2 separate regions of the Homo sapiens genome follow, and region 1 is linked to region 2. Evidence: chromatin contacts called from ENCODE Hi-C or POLR2A ChIA-PET data. All regions are on one chromosome and are shown on one strand. The core of a region is the stretch at or near the end of the contact, and the rest is flanking DNA. Distances in the headings are between cores, read along the strand shown. Region 1 holds the start of TLE5 (TLE family member 5, transcriptional modulator). Region 2 holds the start of ADAT3 (adenosine deaminase tRNA specific 3).

The links. A loop is a pair of places that touch in the nucleus more often than their neighbours do. ChIA-PET counts read pairs that join two places held with the same protein, here RNA polymerase II (POLR2A). Pooled maps may share reads with other maps.
Region 1: a pooled map shows a loop between it and region 2 (4-fold over the local background). The contact joins the promoter of TLE5 here to the promoter of ADAT3 in region 2. A Hi-C loop is called at or near these places in 1 of 50 pooled maps. POLR2A ChIA-PET finds 5 or more read pairs at or near these places in 2 of 52 experiments (WTC11 and activated T-cell).

Annotation. Positions count from the first base shown.
Region 1 is chr19:3,061,245-3,064,895 of GRCh38, forward strand. TLE5 (TLE family member 5, transcriptional modulator) reads right to left here and starts at 1,251. Exons shown (of 7, transcript NM_001130.6): 1 at 930-1,251; 2 at 1-13. The coding sequence starts at 956. RefSeq lists silencers at 65-334, 1,257-1,466.
Region 2 is chr19:1,902,593-1,906,689 of GRCh38, forward strand. It overlaps ADAT3 (adenosine deaminase tRNA specific 3), which reads left to right and starts at 2,807. Exons shown (of 2, transcript NM_138422.4): 1 at 2,807-2,847. It overlaps SCAMP4 (secretory carrier membrane protein 4), which reads left to right and starts at 2,807. Exons shown (of 7, transcript NM_079834.4): 1 at 2,807-2,847. RefSeq lists enhancers at 1,801-1,860, 2,141-2,200, 3,221-3,310 and silencers at 2,531-2,860, 2,911-3,060.

The sequences.
Region 1 (3,651 bases), core at 1-2,500, 1.2 Mb after region 2:
GGTGCGAGGAGCCCTGTAGGGATGGGGCGGCCCGGGTCAGGCCCAGGCGTGGGCTGGACCCCCCTCAAGGGCCGGCTAGGAGGGAGCGGCCGCGCAGCTGCGGCGCCCCCCCTCCTGCCCCACTTCCTGGGCCCGTGTTTACGGCCCCTGGCGCGACCCCACCCGCGCTTCCTGCCCCCCGCCTCTCCCGGGGGAAGCCGAGCGGGTGGGTGCGCCCGGAGCCGCCCCGTCCCCCGCCACCCCCAGGCAGTGGGGGTGCGTTTTAAGGCCCGCCCTAGATGGGGGGCAGGGTGCGCCCTCTACCGCCCTCCAAAGCGCCGGGAGGGAGTGCACATCCGAGGGGGGTAGAAACGCGCCCTAGGGAGCCCCCTCCCCAAGTTGGGGGGCAGCGATTCCTCCCTGCAAAGTCCTCTTGGGGGAGGGGTCTCTCTCTCGGTGCTCGAAATCTTCCGGGGGGGCCCAACCCCAGATTCCCAGCGCCCTTCCTCGGGGACACGCTCTTCCGGGAGGGGTGCGCCTCGGATCACCCCCCCCACCACAGGCCCCCAAAGGATCCCCGGGCTAGAGGTGCCTCGCGGGGCTTCCGGAGCGCCCCAGGCCCGAGGCCAAGGCCGTCCGAGGCCCTGACTGTCCCGGCGGGTTGGGGGGGGGGGGCGCCAAGCCGGGAGCTGCGGCGGGGGGGCTCGGGGCCCGGAAGCTGGGGTGGATCGGGAACTGGAGGGGGGGTGTCCGGGGGCCGGCGGCAGGAGGGGAGGGGGGTCGCGCCGGGCTGGGAGCTGGAGAGGGAAGACAGGGCCGGGGAGTTGGGGGGGGCGCCGGGCCGGAGGCACCGGGCCTGGGGGTTGGGGGGCGCGGGGCCGGGAGCCGGGGGTCGGGGGCGTAGGGCCCGGATCCGGGGTGGGGGCGCCGGCCGGACGGGCCCCGCTTACCGAATGCCTGCTTTGTGGAAACATCATGTCAATCGCGGCGGGGGGCGCGGGCTGCGCCCCGGCTGTGCGCCCCGGCTCGGGCTGCTGGGGGCGCCGGGCGGCCGCGCCTTTGTCCCGGCGCCGATCGGCAGCTCCCGGGGCCGCCGCCGCCTCCCGCGCCCGGCCTCGCCCGCTTCCTGCGCCCCCTCCCCGCGCGCCCGGCCCCGGCGCGCCCCGGGCCCCGCTTCCTGCGCGCCCGGCGCCCCTCCCCGCCCCTCCCCGCCGCCCGCCTCCCCGCTCCCCGGCCCCACCGCTATTGTCTAATGGCGGCGACGCCGGCAGTGGCCGCGGCTCGGCTGCTGCGGAGGCTTCGGCTCCACCTGCCGCCGCCCGTGCCCCGTGCGCGCCGCCGAGGGGGGGGACGCGCGCGCCCGGGGAGGCCTGCGGATCCCCACGCCGGCCCGCCTCCCCGTGGCCCGCCCGCCGCGGTGACCTTGGGCCCGGCCCGCCCCCGCCCCGGGCAGCGGCCCCCGCCACCCTCTCCTACCCGGCAGCCGGCCGGGCCTCGGTTTCCCCATCTGTCAAAGAAAAGGGACCCGGCTGCCCGCGTCGAAGCCGCCGGCCCTGCTGTGGCACGACCTGGACGCGTGCCACGGACGTGCTCTGTGACCTTGGCTCTGGCTGGGCGGTGGTTCTTGCTGAGCCTTAGTTTCCTTTTCTGCAGAAAGGCAGCGGTAATGCCGCCTTCCTGAGGGAAGCCATTCTTGTGACACATTTATAGAACGCCTACTGTGTGCCAGGCCCCGCTGCTCCAGGGCCCTGGGGTGGGGCGGGGCGGGGGTGGGTCCCTGCCCTGGTGGTGGTGCCTGGAGACAGACAGAGACAAATTCACAAGCTGAATTCCTGGCAGGTCAGATGGTGGGGACAGTTCTGCAGAAAAACCAGCCGGGAGAATGGCAGGGTAGGAAGGTGCAAAGTTAAAGAGGTGGGAGGGAGGATCAGAGACGGCTTCCTCCACCCCTAAAGCGACCTGAAGAAGGAGGGAGAACAGGGGGATGGGGTACAGAGGTAGTCAGAGGCAGGACCAACAGGTGCAAAGGCCCTGGGGCAGGACTGTGCCTGGCAGCAGAGTGCCCGGGGGGAGGTCAGGAAGGCCGGAGGGAGGCAGGGCCGGGGGCTTCGTGCTTTTGTCCAGGGCCCCCCCACCCCACAGCAGGGCTTGTGCTTGGGTTAATATTTACTGCTGCATTTTGAGATTTCTAATCATTTTTGAACAAGGGGCCTTTGAGTTTTCTTTTGCACTGGGCCCTGCTAACTCTGTAGCTGGTGAAGCAGGCCAGTCCAGCAAGGACTTGTGGGTCTTGGGGAGGACTTGGGATTTTGCTCTGAGTGAGGTAGGAGCCCTGGAAGGCTGTGGGAGGAGGAGGGACGGGACCTGGTGGTTGGTTGGTTTGTTTTTTGAGATGGAGTTTCGCTCTTGTTGCCCAGGCTGGAGTACAATGGCACAATCTCAGCTCACCGCATCCTGGGTTCAAGTGATTCCTGCCTCAGCCTCCCGAGTAGCTGGATTACAGGCACGTGCCACCACGCCCCGCTAATTTTGGAGTTTTAGTAGAGACGGGGTTTCTCCATGTTGGTCAGGCTGGTCTTGAACTCCCGACCTCAGATGATCTGCCCGCCTCGGCCTCCCAAAGTGCTGGGATTACAGGCGTGAGCCACCGTGATCAGCTGTTTGTTTGTTTTTGAGATGGAGTCTCACTCTGTTGCCCAGGCTGGAGTGCAGTGATGTGATGTTGGCTGACTGCAGCCTCTGCCACCCGGATTCAAGTGATTCTCCTGCCTCTGCCTCCTGAGTAGCTGGGATTACAGGTGCGCATCACCACGCCTGGCTAATTTTTGTATATTTAGTAGAGACAGGTTTCACCATATTGGCCAGACTGGTCTTGAAATCCTGACATCAGGTGATCCTCCCGCCTCCACCTCCCAGAGTGCAGGGATTACAGGTGTGAGCCACTGCGCCTGGCCCTGGACTTGGGCTTTTGCTCTGAGTGAGGTGGGAATCCTGGAGAGCCGTGGGAAGAGGAGGGATGGGACCTGGTGGCGGTTATTAAAGGATCCCTCTCTCTGCCACGCAGAGAACAGGTCCCAAAGAGGCTACTGAAATAAGGCTATGACATTAAGGTCCCCCTTTGGCAGGTGCGAAACACAGTCTCTTCATCATCGTCATCCACTAGGCAGCCTGCTCCCTTGAATGAATGCAATTGATTTGGGCCTTGGGTGTTCCCATCTGTAAAATAGACTTGGAACCCCAGGCTCCTTACCTTGGCAGGTAAGGGTGATAGCCTTCAGTGATCAAGATTAATAATCTTTAAAGCAGTGTTTTAATATTTTTATTAAAAAAAAATTTTTTTTTTGAGGTGGAGTCTCACTGTGTGGCCCAGGCTGGAGTGCAGTGGTGCCATCTCGGCTCACTGCAAGCTCCACCTCCCGGGTTTATGCCATTCTCCTGCCTCAGCCTCCCGAGTAGCTGGGGCTACAGGCGCCCACCACCACGCCCGGCTAATTTTTTGTATTTTTAGTAGAGACGGAGTTTCACTGTGTTAGCCAGGATGGTCTCGATCTCCTGACCTCGTGATCTGCCTGCCTCGGCCTCCCAAAGTCCTGGGATTACAGGCGCGAGCCACCACACCCGGCCTAAAAAAATTTTTTCAGACACAGTCCTCTGTTGCATAGGCTAGAGTGC
Region 2 (4,097 bases), core at 1,557-4,056:
AAAATACAAAAAAATTTGCGGGGCGTGGTGGTGGGCGCCTGTAGTCCCAGCTACTCGGGAGGCTGAGGCAGGAGAATGGCGTGAATCCGGGAGGTGGAGCTTGCAGGGAGGTGGAGCTTGCAGTGAGCTGAGATCGCGCCACTGCACTCCAGCCTGGGCGACAGAGTGAGACTCCTTCTCAAAAAAAAAAAAAAAAAAAAAAGAAAGAAAAAGAAAAGTTCTGGATAAAGAACAATGTCAATTAAAAAAGGGGTCCCATCAGTAGAGGCTGAAATCATGACTGAAACTAGCTTAAAGCCCAAAGCAAAACAAAAACCCGAAAGAAGGCCAGGCATGGTGGCTCGCACTATCCCAGCATTTTGGGAGGCTGAGGCAGGTAGATCACCAGAGGTCAGGAGTTTGAGACCAGCCTGGCCAACATGGTGTACTAAAAAATACAAAAATTAGCCAGCTGGAGCGCAGTGGCGCAATCATAGCTCACTTCAGCCTTGACCTTCTGGACTCCAGTGATCCTCCCACCTCGGCCTCCTGAGTAGCTGTCCCAGCTGTCCCACTTACTCAGTGCCCCTCCGGACCCAGCAATTCTTTTTTTTTTTTTTTTTGCAGAGATGGCAGCATGTCTCAAACTCCTGGCCTCAGGCAAACCTCATGTGTCAGCCTCCCAAAGTGCTGGAATTACAGGCACGAGCCACCATGCCTGGCCTAGATTCATTTTTTTAGATGCAGAGAATCTGGGCTTTGGATTTAATGACTTACCAAATAAAGGCTGTCTTTTTTTTTTTTAAAACAAATCAGCAAAACAGGGGCTCTTGGCTAGTTTGCATGAGGCATCCAGGGATGGAGAGATGTGTATTTAAGCTAAAAAAAGAAAAAGTGAAACTCACAGCAGTCTGAGTTTTTATTCAGAAAAGGAAAAAAGAAAGCAACTGAGAGCGAAATAGTTTCCTGGAATGCTGTTTTTTTTTTTTTTTTTTTTTTTTTTTTTTTTTGAGATGGAGTCTCACTCTGTCGCCCAGGCAACAGAGTGCAATGGTGCGATCTCAGCTCATCGCAACCTTCGTCTCCCGGGTTCAAGTGATTCTCCTGCCTCAGCCTTCCCAGCAGCTGGGATTAAAGGCCCCTGCCACCATGCCTGGCTAATTTTTGTATTTTTAGTGGAGATGGGGTTTCGCCATGTTGGCCAGGCTGGTCTCGAACCCCTGACCTCAGGTGATCCACCCACCTTGGCCTCTCAAAGTGCTGGGAGTACAGGCATGAGCCACCGCATCCGACCTTGAAATGCACTTTCTTTGAAACACGTCCTCCCCTTTCTCACCATAAACTCCCTCACACTCTGCAGGTTTACCTAACTGTATGCATCTAATTATGTGATTACCTAAAAGTTCCAGGAACAGGCTGGGCACGGTGGCTCACGCCTGTAATCTCAGCACTTTGGGAGGCCGAGGCGGGCAGATCACCTGAAGTCAGGAGTTTGAGACCAGCCTGACCAACATGGAGAAACCCCATCTCTATTAAAAATACAAAATTAGCCAGGTGTGGTGGCGTGTGCCTGTAATCCCAGCTACTCGGGAGGCTGAGGCAGGAGAATCACTTGAATCTGGGAGGTGGAGGTTGCGGTGAGCTGAGATCGTGCTGCTGCACTCCAGCCTCGGTGACAAGAGCGAGACTGTCTCGAAAAAAAAGAAAAAAGAAAGAACGTTTTAGAGCTAATCTGGAGACAGGCCAAGCACGGAGACCCACCTGCAAAATCCCAGAGATTTCCTCAAGGTGGTCTGCAACCCGGCCCTTATTAGGATGAGGCCAGCCTGCGCTTTTAAGCCACCAAAATTCATGAACACACAGAGCTTATAATCAGCACCTCCCCTGCACACCCACCATTCCCAGTTCCCCTTTTTTAGCCCCTCACCCCAGCCTCAAGTTTGAAGGGGTTTCTGGAGGCCTAAACCAGCTGCCTCCCTGCTGCGAACTCTGAAAGGAAGTCACCTTCCTTTCACTGCACTTTTTCCTCCTTACTGGTTTGTCAAGACTCTGGCATCGGAGCCTGAGCTGGTTACAGCCAGGCACTGTCAAGCTGTTGGGGGAGGGGATGACAAATTCCCTCCCGTTGAGAACCACTTGGTTAAACCTGTCCAACTGGAAGGAGTAACAAATTGCTCATAAAATATGCATGTTTTGGTGAAACCCCTTCTCTACTAAAAGTACAAAAACTAGCCAGAAATCGCTTGAACCCAGGAGGTGGAGGTTGCAGTGAGCCTAGCACTGCACTCCAGCCTGGGTGACAGACTGAGGCTACGTCTCAAAAAAAAAAAAAAAAATGTGCTTGTTTGGCCCAGGAGAGGCAAGAGGTCTTCTTCACCTACGTTACTGGTGAGAAAACTCAAACCTGAGGGCGGCCCACGCCGGAGTGCAGTAACAGGCAGAACTGGAACCTGGCCCCATCCCGGACTCAGGGGACGGGTGTCATATACCCCCTCTGCCTCATCCTTCCCACTCTGCTAACCTTCCAAAGATCCCCCGGGTTCCGAGTTTTCCCTGGCCGCTTGATGGGATTCGAACCTGCAAACTCAGCGCTCGCCCAGCGCAGCGGCCCCGCCTCTCCTCCCCTCCCGCCGCCCGGAGGTCATGTGAGCGCAGTGCCGGAGCGGGGCGGGGCGAGGCGGCGGCGCGCAGTGCCTACTAGCAATTGTAGTCCTTGCCCCACCTTGGCCTGGCGAAGATCCCGCCCCTGGAACTACGCTCCCGTCGTGCTCCGCGGCTCCAGGCGGAGACGAGGCGGGGTGAGGTGGGTTGGGCCGGGCCGGTTGCTAAGACTTGGCGAAGCGCTGCGCTCGCGCCCGGATCCCTCAGGTAAGCGCGCGGCCCCGAGGTCTCGGGTTCTCCAGGCTCAGACTTCCCCAGAGGGGGAGTAGGGGCTGACATGGGGGGTCTCGGCGGTGAGGGGCGCCGGCCGTTTGTGGGGAGAAAACGGGGGGCCCAGGCCAGCCTCGCGCGCGTCTCGGGCGGGCCGGTGGGCGACGCGGGGAGGCGGCGCGAATGCGCGTGCGCGCGCGCGCGCGGCGCTGGCCTGGGGGAAGCCTCAGGACCGCGCTCCCCCGGGCCTAGCGCCTTTCTGCGCGTGTGCGCCCTTATGGTCGGTGCGGGAGACCCCGTATCCTCCAGCTGCTTCCGGTGGCCCTTCCTCAGGTCATGTCCCGCAGTCCCCTGCCTCTGAACCGCGCTCTCGCGAGTTTCCGTAGCCTTCGCGTCCTTCCTCCCCAGCTCTGATTCGCCTTTATGTGGAGATTCCCCTAGGCCTTGGTACATCCCCAGAATTGACCATCGTTCCTCATCGTTACCTAGAGTATGAGTTTTTCAGGTTTTTGTATCACAGGCCCCCAGTTATCTCCCACACACTACCCCGAGGACCGAGGTTCCCCGCTGTCTTGCAGAGAAGGCCTCCTTGTAGGGTGGCCAGAAACAGAGGATCGACTCCGTGGAAACAAGGACGGCTGGGTGCAGTTCCTCACCCTATAACCCCAGCACTTTGGGAGGCCAAGGCGAGTGGATCACCTGAGGTCCGGAGTTCGAGACCAGCCTGTCTAACATGGTGAAACTCCATCTCTGCCAAAAATACAAAAATTAGCTGGGCGTGGTGTCACGCGCCTGTAAAACCAGCTACTGGGGAGGCCAAGGCAGGAGAATCGCTTGGACTTGGGAGGTGGAGGTTGCAGTGAGCCAAGATGGCACCATTGTACTCCAGGCTGAGCAAGCTAGCAAGACTCACTCTCCAAAAAAAAGAAAAAAAGATTTTTTTTTAATAAGCCAGGCATGGTGACACATGTCTGTGGTCCCAGCTACTTGGGAGGCTGAGGCAGGAGGATTGCTTGAGCCCCGGAGGTTGAGGCTGCAGTGAACTGTGATGGCACTACTGCATTCCAGCCTGGGCAACAGAGCGAGACCCTGTCTCTAAATAAATAAATAAAATACATACGTGTAGCGCCGGCCGTGGTGGCTCACGCCTGTAATCCTAGCACTTTGGGAGGCCAAGGCGGGTGGATCACGAGATCAGGAGATCAAGACCATCCTGGCTAACACGGTGAAACCCTGTCTCTACTAAA